2 separate regions of the Homo sapiens genome follow, and region 2 is linked to region 1. Evidence: chromatin contacts called from ENCODE Hi-C or POLR2A ChIA-PET data. All regions are on one chromosome and are shown on one strand. Each heading gives the region's core, a stretch centred on a gene start or an enhancer-like site at or near the end of the contact. The rest is flanking DNA. Distances are from core to core; before and after follow the strand shown.

Region 1 (6,954 bases), core at 159-2,658:
GCGCGGAGATCACGTGGCTTGCGCTGAGCAATCCTCCACTGCCCCCGTCGCGTTCCTGCTGCAGGGAAGCCTTTCCAGGGAGCCAGCTGACACATTTGGCCTCCATTATTTGTTTTTGAACAGGAATGAAAGGAGAGAGTGAGTAAGAAAGTGGCAGGAGGTGGGGGTTGCAGAGTAGGGGAAGGTCAGAGAGAGGGGAGGAAAGATCTGGAAAGTCCAGGCATGTGCTCTGGAAGCAGGTGCCAGCGATGAGCTCATCTGGAGGGTGGCCGCCCGCCCTGAGCCCTGCCTGGGGCCAGCAGGGAACACTCTGCCAGGGCATGTCGCTGGGAGCCTGTCCTTGGCTCACTTTCTGCTGCTTTGAGCGCTGAGCAGATTTGTTTCCATTTTAGGGACAACGCAAGGAGGCTGTCATTCCACCCCTCACCTTATTAATATTTCATGAATCATAAGTGACCACTTACTGCGTCCTGACGTACTCCAGGCGCTGGGCTCGAAGCTTTATGCGCTTCATGGGATGTATCTGCACTATCGCCGTAGAAAACGGTTCCTGTTACTACTGCAGAGAAGGCACCGAGGCACAGAGAGGTTGAGGAACTGGCCTCAGGCCACACAGCTAGAAGCGGCTGACCCTGGCTGTGAACACAGGGCTGCTTGACTCCAAAGCCTGAGCTGGTTTGCAGCGAGGCTCATGGTTTCTGTGCCACTGTTTGAGCCTCTGGTCGAGCCCCTTGGCTCAGTGGGGGGCCCAGTGACCTACCAGCTGTTCCATTATATGTTGTGGACACCTCCACGGCCCACCTGGGTGGGAGGGAAGGGGCTTCAGGAGGTGGGAGGGGTACAGGGAACACAGTCCAGCCTGCTTGGGCCCAATACCTTGACCTTCAAGGTACCCCTTGAGGGTAGCATGAGGCTAAGCTCTTGTTCTCCTCCAGGACTCTGTTCCTGTGAGGGCCTCGGGGTCCCTTGCTTTTTTCTGGGGGCCTTGCTGGTCAGGATCACAGAGAAGCTCTTTGCTGTTGATCTTTCTGCCTCTGTATCTTTTGGCAAGCCATTTTATGACTCAGTTGCTTTGTCTGTAAAATGGGTTGAATAACATTGTCCTGCCTCGGAGGGTTTTTGGGAGGATCAAATGAGACCTGTTGCACAGAAGCCCTTTGTAAGCCATGCTGACTGGCGGTCGCCGGGCCCCCAAGTGAATGGGCATCCGGGCACTGAGTGTGTGGACTCAGTACTCGGAAGGAGGGGCTGGGGGGTACCTAGAACTCCTGGGAGGCTTGGACCCCTGCTCTGCTCAGATTCTGAGCTTCTCCTTGGCCAGTTTAATTCCCATCAGTAGGGTGAGGGTAACCAGGACTTACGCATAGTTGGGCGAAGTCGAGTGACCACATGTGGAAGTCTAGCGTCCTTCATGCAAAGTGGGCAGGCGGCCAAAGTGAGCTCTGCTCCAGTCCCCCCACCCCCGGGGCTGTTCCTGGCGCCCTGCCCTCCCCCAGAGCCCCACTGACCTGCACCATGTGACCCGGGCCTGGGAAGATGGGCCCAGCTGTGGGAGGTCGTGCGGGCTGGGGACTGAGAGTGCCGGAGGAGGGCCTCCCAGGAAAACCCAGCTGCACAGGAAGCCGGGCCAGCGGCCTCCGGAAGCCTCTGGGCTTTGCAAGCTGGACTCCCCAGATCTGTGGCTGTGGGGCCCTCTCCTGCCTGCAGCTGAGAGCCCTTGACCCGCACCTGAGGGCTTCAGAGGTCCGGGAGGGGGATGTGACCGTGTCCCCAGGGTGAAGCCCACCCGAGTGTCACTCTGGATACAGCCCTCACCTCTTCCTGGCCCCCTCTCTGGTCATGGGGACGCTGCCTGGGGGGGGTTCCCTTACATGGAAGGAGCTGCAGCTGAGCTGGCGGGCCTCGCACACCCCCAAGGCCGCCTGACTTCCAGCCTCCAAGTGGGGTTGCATTCACCACTCAGGACCTGGAGCCTCAGCCAGAGAGGGACCCTCCACTGCCTCTTTCTCTGTCTCTTGGGAAAGGTAGGGTCTTTGTGCCCCCTCCCACCCAGGGACCTGGCATGTTGGGAGGCTAAGAGGAAGCTGCCCCCCGCTCATCTACCCCCCAACCCTCCCAGCCAGCAGAGTTTTACCTGTGTGCTTAGAATCTGTGCGTGGAGCCAGAAGTCACAAGGTTGGCCCAGCTGTGTCTGACCCTGGTTGTGCGGTCTTGGACAGTCCCAGCCCTCCTGGAGCTGAGCATCCTGATCTGTAGAGGAGAGGCTGCTGTGCCGGCCCCGCAGGGCCCTGTGCAGAGGGGAGTGTGTGCGGCTGTGAGTTCAGGCCATGCCCTCAGACTGGAGGATAGGATCGGAACAGTGGGTCAGGATGGCCAGAGGGTCCCAGCCTCAGGAGGAGGCCTCCACACCTCCCAGCACCTCCACACCAGGAAATGCAGCCAGGCCCCCAGGCCTCCCATGTCAGGAAGCAGCACCCCGCCCCCCACCTCTGGTTGCCTGGGCCTGAGAAGTTGAGCACTCCTCCCGAATCCGAGTGCCCTCTGACCCCTGCTTGGGTAGTTGTCCCTCCTGAACTGACCGCCTGTCCTACACAGTCCCCTGTGGTTTGCCCGACAGGGTGGCCAGCGAGTCCCCTGCACAGCACACCTCCCCCAGGAGTGCTGCCTGTGATGATGGTGTAAAGGGTGCCCCCCCGAGCCCCCGGAGGCATGCAGTGGCGCAACAGCGTGAGCCCAGGAGCCCCGGTGAGCTCCTGGATGGAGAATCTGTTCAGATCACTCCCCAGCCTAAACCTTCCCTGGGTGTCTGCTGTGCTTGGGGCGCTGACTCATCGTGGGGCGGCCTGTGAGACCCTACGTCACCTGGCCACTCCCCTCAGCCCCTGTTCACTGCACCGGTCCCCTGGCCTGGCTGCTCCTGGAACATGAGGGCTCATCCTCACGGAAGAATATTCACTTGTTCCCTCCTGGAAAGTCCCTCCCTAGACCTCCTGGCCGCCTCATTCAGGTCTTGCTGAAGCGCTGCCATCTTGGAGAGGCCTCCCTGTCACCCGCAGTTAAAACAGCCCTCCCATGCCTGTGGGTGGCTTTCTATGGGGCATGGATGAGTATTGGAGAGTCTTGCCGTTTATTTGTTCATATGCCCTCTGGGAGGGCAGGGGACACTGACTTGTGTTGTGGGTGCCTTGCATGTCACGGGTGCTCAGTGAATGCCTGTTAAGCATTAGGGGAGCACAAAGGAGGGAAGCCTCTGTCCAACTGGAGCAGTCAGGGAAGACTTCCTGGAGGAAGTGGTATCTGGTCTGCTTAGAATGTGGCGATTTGTCTGTATGCAGACATTAGATTAGAGGGCAAAGGCCATTATCATAACTTAGCAGACAGCTACAAGCAGCTAAGGAATTGCTATGACATGGACTGCTCGTGATTGGAGCTAAGAAGGAGTCAGAGACAGAGGTCCCTGTGCTCTGGCGTGAGTCCTTGGGGGAGGCTGAGCTCCCAGAATGTGGGGCCGCCTGTGCAGAGGCCGGAGGTGGGAGACACACCTGTGAGTGCCGGTGAGTGTGGGGTGAGCCACTGGGGCTGGATCAGAAGATGGGAATCCCTAAACCCACCAACCAGCCTTGGTGCCCTGGGAGTGACAGGAGACGGGGCTTCTGGGGGACTAACCCAGCACAAGTGGACGAGATGGGATGCAGGGGAAAGGACAAAGCTCTCTGAGGCTTTGGGAAGCTGAGTTAGGGTAGAGCCATGACAGGGTGAGTTCCAGAAGCAACACAAGAAAAAATAGCTAGACTGGGTTTTCCCTTCACTGTGGGAGATGCCCCACCTCACTTCCCCCGTCCTCCGGGCTCTGGCAATGGGCTGGGCACAGTGAATGGGTTCCATCTGCAGGAGTGGTCACACCCCTTGGGCACAGCTGCCTCATACACTGTATTGAGATGGGATCCGAGGCCGGGAAGAACAGCTTCTTCTGTAGGTTGACATTGTCAGCCTTCGGGGAGGGAAGGACGGCAGGGGGCCTGGAGCATCTCCTTTTGCCATCCACACTCTGTGCCTGCCTGCAGGGTCTTGAGCCCTGTCTGTTCTGCCTCAGTCCTGGTCAGGAACTTGTTGGAGCCCATAGGGGCAGTCAGGCTGGAACAGGAGGAGACCAGGCCGGCAGGGGAGCCGAGAGGGGGCCCTGGACAGCACCCAGGGCTGAGTCATCCTGGGCCTGCCCGACTTGCTATTTGGAGCTGTTCCCGCTTGCTCATCATGTGCAAGGTCCTGATCCACTCGGGTCTGTTTAACCAGCGCCCCTCCCCAGGCCCAGTTAGCCTGGTTTTCGTTCGATTCATTTATTGTCATCAGTGCCATCCTTGCACCACGTAACTAGCCTTTGCAGCATGCCAGCCACCAAGCTCAGGGCCCTCTGTGCATCTCCTGTAACCCTCACAGCAACCCGGGAGGCACAGAGAGGCTGAGTCGCTGGCCCATAGTCACACAGCAGGTATGGGGCATTGCCAGGATTTAGCCGGATCTCTGACTCCAGGGCCTTTCCAGGGCCTTGGGTGGGACACTGGCAAGGAAGCAAGGTATGAACACTGGCCCTGCCTTGGACAGAGCTCGGGGACGGTGGCCTGGCAGGCCCAGCTGACACAGTGACCCTGGTGCAGGTTCAACCATTGGCAAAGTGTTCAAGTACACACAGAATCTCAACTGGGGAGACAGGCGAAGCGGTCAAGGGAGGGCTGTGAGTGACAGGTGGACACTGTACCTACTGGCAGATCAGCTGACCTTGGTGCCTTCTGGAGCCTTTCAACTTCCTTATCCAGAAAAAGAGGAACTAACAGTTCCACCCCCAAACTGGGTGGGAGTACCACATTCGAAATTGAAGCAAAGCTGGTCGTGTCACAGGCTCGGCAGATGTTAGCTGTGCAGGCAACTTAGTGACCATTTGAAGTAGGCTGTGCGGCGGCATCCTCATCTTGCAGATGTAGTCCAGAGAGGTTAGGGCACTAACCCTGGGTCACACAGCGACAGCTCAGGCTACAGAGAGCAGTGCTGGATGGGAGGGTGTTGGCAGCTTCAGGCACAGGCTGGGAGGGCTGTGGGGTCAGCAGAGGGAGGGCACACTTCCCAGCTGGTGGGGTTCCCTTGTGCCTCAGTACTCATGTGGGCCCAAAGGAGCTGGAAGGAGGGAGGTTAGAGCCACCCATGGGTTCAGAAGCTGATAAGCAGGTTATTGACTCTGAATTTGCCTCATCGTATGTAAATTGGGGACAAATTTGGGGATTTAATGATATAATGTAAGAAGCAGACATGTCACAGCCCTGGTTATACAGTCAGTGTATAATAAGTGGTAAGCCGTCAGAGGAGGCAGCCGGTGAGAATGGGAGCATCTCAGCAGCCCTCCGCCCCCTGCTCCTGGTTGCAGATGTACCTGTTCTTGGCTATTTGTGCCCCAGCTCCGTGTCCTCCGGTGTGTGTGAGGCCAAGCTCCTGGGGTGGGGACTTGGGGGTGTGTCTGCAGCTCCTGAGGCCAAGACCAAGGCTGAGGCCGAGGCTGAGGCTGAGGCCACCTTGGTGAGGAGGAAATTGCAGGTGGAGAAGCTCGTTGACCGTGACCTTGATCTGACCGTAATTTTGATGGTGCCGATGCCGTCAGCACGCAGGCCTCCTGCCCTCGCCACGACTGGCTCCTGCAGCCCACCTGGCTGAGAGGTGTGCTGGCTCTCGCAGGTTGCAAAATGGGGACATCACCGTCCGCCTGGGCTACAGCGTGCTCGCCGATTGCATTTGGGGAGGGACTGAGGGCTGATTGTGTTGTGGGGATGTTGGCAGAGAATCAGAGAGGGCATCCAAAAAGGCCAACAGTTCGGTGGGGAGAGGAGGCGCAAGGCTGGTTCCTGTTTTCTGGGCTTTGATCGAAAGGGAACAGGGGACACATCTGGGGACAGTCTCCTTCCTGGAGGAAGAAGGGCTTAGGGTGCTGGTGTGGAGTTTGCACAGATGGGGATAATGAGCTGGAGGGTGCTGGGCAGGAGCTGGCCAGTAATAGGCTGACGAGGGAGGCCCTGCTGGCTGGGCCTGGTTTTCAAGTGAGCATCCTGAGCTGCGGGGACCCAGGGGGTCTTAGAGACCTCAGAGCTGAGACTCGGGACCACAGAGGGGTGGGCTGTGCTCAGGGCAACACAGCGGATGGGGCAGATGTTGCGAAACCTGTCTCTCTGCCTCTCTTTCTCCTGCTACAGAACTGGATCCTCCCAGCTCATGGCTGTCAAATCCTTTAGATGCTTCTGGGTTCCATGGGCGCCTTACACTGGCTTCCCTGTAGGACAGCAGACCCTGGGGGTTGGCTCTGATGGTATTCACCATGGGGTACCCCATGCAAGCACAGTGCTTTCACGCCCAGCCTCCCAGCCTGTGGAGTAGGCCTGTGTCTGGCCAGCCTCACTTTGTGGCCAGAGGAGGGAGACAGTGGTTCTGGAGACAGGAGCTGGCCTGGGGCTGCCCTCCCAGCCCCTGTTCTCCCAGCTCATCTCCTTGCCTTGCGGGTGCTGGCCACCCTCCCCCCGCCAGCTCCATCCCCAGCTTTCTCTGCCCGAGCCGTGACCTGTCAGTAGGGGGCAGTGGAGGCCTTGAAAGTCCTTGGAGAGGACTTTGAAGCAGTTTTTACAAATCTGTCCCTGGAAAGTCTCTCCTGTCACACCCCCAGCGGCTCCCTCCCTCCTAACATTTTTCCTGGGGTTGTCATGCAGCGGGGGGTGGAGGAACCCACTAGGCCGTGGATAGAGCAGAGCCATGTTGACACAAACCCTGGCTGAACCCACATGCTCCCTACAGCCAGCGGCCGATCACTGGAACCAGGGAAGTGACCTCATAGCAAGGGCCCGCAGAGCAGCCATCACGCATTCCCGATCTTGGTTTCTGGACCCAGCTCTGGAAAAGAAGCCAGATCCTAGCCACTTGGAG
Region 2 (7,293 bases), core at 4,594-7,093, 330 kb before region 1:
TGAATGAATATCTGGTTTTGTCTCTGCTGGGCCTGTGTGCCTGGAAAGGAATTGTTTTGGCCTAGGATCATCCAGGTTTGTTTGGTTTAGTTCTTGACCACATATTTTTTGAATGGTGACTGCTTAAGACCCTGTTGTGTATGGCTATAAATAGATACACGCCAAGGTGACCACATACTCTGTGGTTCCTGTGCCCGCCGGCCATGTGTCTGAGTGTGTAGCCTCTCATCATCTAAAGGAACTTTGGCTGCAGAGGGGAGGCCTGGTCCCATGGGAAGTTTTGGGAGCGCAGCAGCAGGTGGGTTCAAACGACCCAGCAAGTGCCTCCTTAGCACTTAGAGGCGGAGGCCACCACGTTGTCCACGTGGGGTTTCTGATCCCAGCTCCCCACCAGCCTGCTGGACCTCGGGCAGGTCCCTCCCTGTTTGTACCTCCATTACTTCTTCAGTAAGATGGGGACACTGAAGATGACCATGCCTCCCACCAGATTGGTGCTTTTTTTGTTTTAATAAGGGACAGAGTCTCACTATGTTGCCTATAGGCTGGTCTCAAGCTCTTGGCCTCAGTTTTCCTGCCTCAGCCTTCAAATATGCTGGGGTGACAGGCATGAGCCACTGCACTGGCCCAGATTGGTACATTTGAGGGTTAAATGAGCAAATCCTATAAAGCACTCAGGAGAGGGCTGTGGGGTTTGGGCTGGGGCCTGGGAGCACTTTAGACGTGGTAGCTATGTTGTTGTCACCTTTCTCCTCTTTCAAAGCATTTTTTGTTTGTTTGTTTTTGTTTTTGAGACAGAGTTTCGCTCTTGTGGCCCAGGCTGGAGTGCGGTGGTGTGACCTCGGCTCACTGCATCCTCCGCCTCCCGGGTTCAAGTGATGGGATTACAGGTGCCTGCCACAACGCCCAGCTAATTGTTTGTATTTTTAGTAGAGACGAGGTTTCACCATGTTGGCCAGGCTGGTCTCGAACTCCTGACCTCAGGTGATCCACCTGCCTTGGCCTCCCAAAGTGCTGGGATTACAGGTATGAGCTACCGCGCCCGGCACAAAGCATTTTCAGCTGTGAAATTCCCTGGGGTGCTGCAGTAGAGGAAGGTTTGGGGTCTTGACGGGTGCTATTTGCCACGGAAAGATGCCTTCCTGCTCCCAGGGCAGGAGAGCCGAGGTAAGACTTACTGTAGGCTGTCGTTTTTTTTGTTTGTTTTTTGTCTTTGCGATGGAGTCTCACTCTGTCGCCAGGCTGGAGTGCAGTGGCATGATCTTGGCTCACTGCAGAACCTCCACCTCCCAGGTTCAAGCGATTCTCCTGCCTCAGCCTCCCAAGTAACTGGGATTACAGGCACATGCCCCCACAACCAGCTAATTTTTTATTTTTAGTAGAGACAGGGTTTCACATGTTGGCCAGGCTGGTCTTGAACTCCTGACCTCAGGTGATCCGCCCGCCTCGGCCTCCCAAAGTGCTGGGATTACAGACATGAGCCACTGCGCCCAGCCAGGCTGTTGTTTTTTTACCTCCTTGTTTGCACAATTTGGGCCACTCACAAGAGTGTATACCCTGTGATAAACAGTTACCTACATTCTCCTCTGCATGCTTGTCTTTAGAGGAAGGAAATGTATTAATTGCCCAAAGTAATATATTGTGTTAAGATGTGATATATACTGGGGAAAAAAAAAGTGTATATTGACATTTCTGGAATAAACCACTTTGATTCCCAGTTACTGACTCGTTCTCCTGTGTGGTGTCTTTCCTGTATGCAGAAGGCCGGCTTCCCCACAGGGGCTGGGGGTGACTTGTCTGTCCTTGGAATATGAGTCTTTGCAAGCAGCTGCTGCCCATGTGCACAGTTCCTCGAGGAGTTGGTTCAATCTTGGTTTGGGAGTTTGATTGGAAGGATTAGATCCTAGGCTCCCCTGAGCAGTAACATCTTATTTATAGCGTGGAAAATGGACAGAGCTGTTGATACTTAGGAGAGCTTTCCTCATTATCACCCCGAGGAGAGTGCCTGAGTCTCCAAGAGGTCATTGTTGGTCTGCAAGCTCTTAAGGCAGAAGAGTCTGCCAGTAACAGGGAAATCAGGACAGGATGGGAATGAGTGTCCCAAGGCAGTGACAGAAGCTGAGGCTGAACCTTCCCAGGAATCCTCCACCTTCAGGGTGCCACCTTGTCTCTGCATGAAGTGTCTGCAGACACACTGCCTGAAAGTGGCTCCTTAACAATGAACCTGCTTGCCTTTTCTCTGTCACTAGACCCCAAGACAATGAAGAGCCTTCATTGGCTGGGCATGGTGGCTTGCGCCTGTAATCCCAGCACTTTAGGAGGCCGAGGCGGGTGGTCAGGAGTTCGAAAGCAGCCTGACCAACATGGTGAAACCCCATCTCTACTAAAAATACAAAATTCAACCAGGTGTCGTGGCAGGCACCTGTAATCCCAGCTGCTCGGGAGGCTGAGGCATGAGAATCAGTTGAACCCAGGAGACAGAGGTTTCGGTGAGCCAAGGTCACACCACTGCACTCCAGCCTAGAAGACAGAGCAAGACTTTGTCTCAAAAAAAAAAAATTAACTAATTACTGAAATAAATAAACAGCCTTCACTAATTCTCCTACACAGTAATGGGCGCGCTCCTCCTACACAGGACTGGCATGCTGGGCATCTTTCTGGGTGATGGGAGGGAGGCCTAGACTCCATGGGTGGAGGCCTAGGAAGGTTTTGTGTGGCTGTCAGGAACATTCCCTGGCCTTGGCTGTCTCCTGCTGTCATTCAGTTCCAGCTCCTTGCAGTCAGTCTTTTTTTTTTTTTTTTTTTTAAATAGAGATGAGGTCTCACTGTCTTGCCCAGACTGGTCTTGAACTCCTGGGCTCAGGTGATCCTCCCACCTCAGCCTCCCAAAGTGTTGGAATCACAGGCATGAGCCATCACGCCTGGCTACAGATGGTGCTTTCAATATTAGCAATGGATAATTAAATATGTGGTTAAGAAGTTGTATTTAAGGTTAAAAATCACTATGAGGCTGGGTGTGGTGGCTCAAACCTGTAATCCCAGCACTTTGGGCCAAGGCAGGCGGATCACCTGAGGTCAAGAGTTCGAGACCAGCCTGGCCAACATGCTGAAACCCTGTCTCTACTAAAAATACAAAAATTAGCCAGGCGTTATGTTGCGTACCTATAATCCCAGCTACTCGGGAGGCTGAGGCAGGAGAACCGCATGAACCTGGGAGGCAGCGGTTGCAGTGAGCCGAGATAGCGCCACTACACTCCAGCCTGGGTGACAGTGAGACTCCATCTCAAAAAAAAAAAGTCACCGTGGGACACAAGCCCTGTATCAGAAAAGGTATAGAAATTAAAGAACAGTTAAGTCAAGATTTTGAATTTCTCTCTTCGTCCACTAGAGGATGTAATCCAACACCAGACTGTGTTCTCTGATGTAACTTGGTATAGAGTTTGGGTTTTGGGGCTTTTTTGTTCTGTTTTGATTTGTGTAATTTAGCCAAGACTTTCTGTGACCAAAAAGTTATGTCTGTTGTAACTTGGTACAGAGTTTGGATTTTGGGGTTTTTTTGTTTTGTTTTGATTTGTGTAATTTAGCCAAGACTTTCTGTCACCAAAAAGTTATGCAGAAGATTCATCTGCGGGGCTGGGCTCTTAGTTACGAATCTGTCCGGTTGTCCCAGTGGAATCAGTCCAGGTGTCTTGGTTCGTGATAAGTGCTTTCCTTGGAAGCGTTTATCATGTCAGGAACCAAGCACAGGCACTGCACGTGGAGATAAGAGCGTGTTCTAATACATTTCTCCGTTCCAATGTACTCCCAGTGCCAGCTGGTGAGAACATCGGGAAAGATTTTCTTTGTAAGGAATCCAGTGTTAACACGTACCAGTATTTGAAGTCCCAGACAGTGTGCATTAAGGGTTTAGAAGTGTCTCTGGCATGAACATTGCTTATAACTTGAAATTGACAGGTACTTATCAAGACCAAACAAAGTTTGCACAAAGCCAGCACAGTTAAGAGTGCTGATTGTGGCCGGGCACGGTGGCTCACGCCTGTAATCCCAGCACTTTGGGAGGCCGAGGCGGGCGGATCACAAGGTCAAGAGATCAAGACCATCCTGGCCAACATGGTGAAACCCCGTCTCTATTAAAAGTACAAAAATTAGCCGGGCGTAGTGGCGCACGCCTGTAATCCCAACTACTCGGGAGGCTGAGGCAGGAGAATCTCTTAAACCTGGGAGGCAGAGGTTGCAGTGAGCCGGGATTGTGCCACTGCACTCCAGCCTGGCGACAGAGCAAGACTCCATCTCAAGAAAAAAAATTTAAAAAAAAGAGTGCTGATTGTTAGCTGGTGGGAAAGTGGACTTGCTGGGTGGGGGCGGGGGAGTGGGGAGAATGACCATTCTGAAAGTGTAATCTTCAACAGAGTACTGTACGTTCTCTGGCTTATTAGCCCGGTGAACAGCTTTCTGATGGTTTTAGTTGAACAAGTATTGCTGGATATGTTAAAATACAGCCAGAGGCAAAACATACTCCCTCCTCTCAGAGAACTTATATCCCAGGATAGGGGAGACTGGAAACAGGTCATTAGAATATGCAGAATAACAGATGAGTGCTATGGAGAGAAAGACAGCAGCCCCACTACGGAGGAGCACGGGATGGGGTTTGCAATTTTAGATGGGTGGCCTTTAACCAAATCCTTCAGTGAGAGTAAGTCACATGATGACCAGGAAGAGCACCCCAGCAGGGGAGGCAGCCAGTGCCCTGGCACACAAGCAAAAGGAGTTGATGAGAGGGCTGGGGGGCTGAGGCCAGATCTCATGGGGCCTCACATGGAGGAAAGTGTGGGACTTCTGCCTTTTCTCTGAATAGTGTCCGTAGCTTACATATTCTATCTACTCTTGCCTTTTAGGAACCATTTTTCCCTCTAATGGTAGTTTACGTTAGAAGTATTTCCTGTTCTAGGCCCGGTGCAGTGGCTCATGTCTGTAATCCCAGCACTTTGGGAGGCCAAGGCAGGTGGATCACCTGAGGTCAGGAGTTCGAAACCAGCCTGGCCAACATGGCAAAACCCCATCTCTACTAAAAATACAAAAATTAGTCAGGCGTGGTGGTGCATACCTGTAATCCCAGCTACTCGGGAGGCTGAGGTACGAGAAATGCCAGAACCCAGGAGGCAGAGGTTGCAGTAAGCCATCGTCGTGCCACTGGACTTCAGCCTGGGCGACAGTGAGACTGTCTCAAAAAAAAAAAAAAGTATTTCCTGTTCCTACACATTGGCCCATTGAGAGGATCCCAGGTCTATGCATGGGGACACCGTCTTTTTGGCTCATGTTGAGCCACATGTCCTGCAGTATTTGGAAGTGTTCTGGGACAGACTTTGTTCACATAAAGATCGCGTGCCCTTCACTGCAGTGATGAAGCTGGAGACTGTCTTTCTCTGTGACAAGGACCTCAGCCCTGGATCTGTCCTCTCCTAGTGCCCACCTCATTCATGGAGCTCACCCCGTGGTTTTGGAATTGTTTCCTTCCCTGTGCCTTAGCTTCCCTGAACACTACTTCTACACTAGCTCCTTGAGAGTGGGAGCCCTGGACTTATTGCTTTTTCAACAGAGTAGATATGTGTGTTTCATTTATATCAGTATTTAAATTGCTAGCAACAAGACCACAAAAACTACATTCTCATAGAAGCCTGTTTGGGTTTGATGTGGTTACATGTGATTAATGTATTTGAAATAGTTATTTGTTGTGATTTTTTTTTTCAGATCAATTATGCAGCTACAGCCAAAACCAAGTTCTTTTTATTGCAATGGTAATGAAAGGAGCCCCGTGTAAGTCACTGGAAGGTCACATGTTCACAGACTGTCAGCTGTGGAGGGTTATGTAACAGTGGTTATGCAATGCCACGTTAGAACTACAGCCCGAGCAGCAAAACATTTAGATAATTTTATTGAATTAAAATAAGACTTCCACTCTCTTTGAATGACAAATCCCTTTTAACAAAACCAAGACTTGGGTTTTAATGTTGACTCCCACACGAGGCTCCGTAAGCCACATTTTACCTTCTATGCGTGGCTGGCCCCATTGAGTAGATTTCTGAAAGTCAAATTTCTGACATGAGCCTATTTGAAAACTTTGCTCAGTTGTCATCTTCTATCAGGATGAGTTATGGACGAAGCCCCCCATAAATCCTAAGGCACATCTTGAAGCCCCTAAAATCCAAAGGCATGGCCGGGCTCACATCTGTAATCCCAGCACTTTGGGAGGCCAAGGCGGGTGGATCACTTTGAGGTCAGGAGTTCGAGGCAAGCCTGGCCAACATGGTGAAACCTCGTCTCTACTAAAAATACAAATATTACCCGGGTGTGGTGGCACACTCCTGTAATGCCAGCTACTTGGAGGCTGAGGCAGGAGAATCACTTGAACGTGGGAGGTGGAGGTTGCAGTGAGCTGAGATCACCCCACTGCATTCCAGCCTGGATGACAGAGTGAGACTCTCTCAAACAAAAACAAAAAAAATCCTAAGGTACGTGAGTCTCCTTCACTAATGTACTGTCTTTGTTCCAAGATACTTCACCCCTTCGAAAGTTAACGGGGAAGATCAAAAGGAGGTATTAAGAGATCAAAATGAAATAAAGGCTTCATGCGTTTTTTGTTGTTTTTTTTTAACATGCCCCAGCATTACAACAAAAACATGTCTTTTTGTTTAAAAAAATTTTTTTTCCCAAAGTAATACATGCATTAGTTCAAAAAATTCATAGAACTAAAAGGCTTCTAACACTAGGCTAAGCTTCCCTGCTCTGGCGCTCCCAGCGGGAGCCATTTTCCATTCCTTCAGCTTCGCTGGTTTTGTTTCCGAGGAGCGGGCGTGCTGCGCTGCTTCTCTTTGAGTCATCTGGGTCCTCGCCTGTTGACTTTCTTCCTGGTAGATGTGGACTGACCTCTTCCTGGTAGATGTGGACTGACTTCTGCCTATTCACCCTCTGCTTCCCCTTCTGCACCCTCCGAGCACTGTGGTCATCTGTACATGCGGCATTCACGTTAGTGCGCATGCGCAAAAGGTGCCTACCGCCCTGCGCTGCAGTGTGTGCATTCTGTATTGTTGTCCCTGTTAATTTCCCCTTCCTTGGCTGGCTTTTTCTTTTTTTTTTTTTCTTTTCTTTCTCTCTCTCTCTCTTTTTTTTTTTTTTTTTTTTTTTTTTGAGACAGAGTCTCACTCTGTTGCCCAGGCTGGATTGCAGTGCTGTGATCTCGGCTCACTGAAACCTCTGCCTCCTGGGTTCAAGCAAATCTCCTGCCTCAGCCTCCAGAGT

Evidence for each region. Hi-C counts contacts between places; a loop is a spot of excess contacts on that map. ChIA-PET counts read pairs that join two places held with the same protein, here RNA polymerase II (POLR2A). Pooled maps may share reads with other maps.
Region 2: a pooled map of ovary shows a loop between it and region 1 (3-fold over the local background). The contact joins two enhancer-like sites. A Hi-C loop is called at or near these places in 3 of 50 pooled maps. POLR2A ChIA-PET finds 5 or more read pairs at or near these places in 2 of 52 experiments (PC-3 and activated B cell).

What each region holds. Positions count from the first base shown.
Region 1 is chr17:77,423,648-77,430,601 of GRCh38, forward strand. All of the region lies in intron 3 of SEPTIN9 (septin 9), which reads left to right. It overlaps LOC112268199 (a long non-coding RNA gene), which reads right to left. Exons shown (of 2, transcript XR_002958141.2): 2 at 1-6,954. Among named protein-coding and RNA genes, the nearest start is that of MIR4316, 30 kb to the left of the region's middle. RefSeq lists enhancers at 1-231, 2,194-2,283, 2,916-3,824, 5,044-5,103. Within about 2 kb of position 1,409, at least 33 of the 41 ENCODE cell types and tissues checked have a DNase peak (open chromatin) inside an H3K27ac peak, as active enhancers do.
Region 2 is chr17:77,093,273-77,100,565 of GRCh38, forward strand. It overlaps SNHG20 (small nucleolar RNA host gene 20), which reads left to right. Exons shown (of 3, transcript NR_027058.1): 3 at 1-1,714. It also overlaps a transcript of SEC14L1 not described here. Among named protein-coding and RNA genes, the nearest start is that of MIR6516, 7.5 kb to the left of the region's middle. Within about 2 kb of position 5,844, at least 24 of the 41 ENCODE cell types and tissues checked have a DNase peak (open chromatin) inside an H3K27ac peak, as active enhancers do.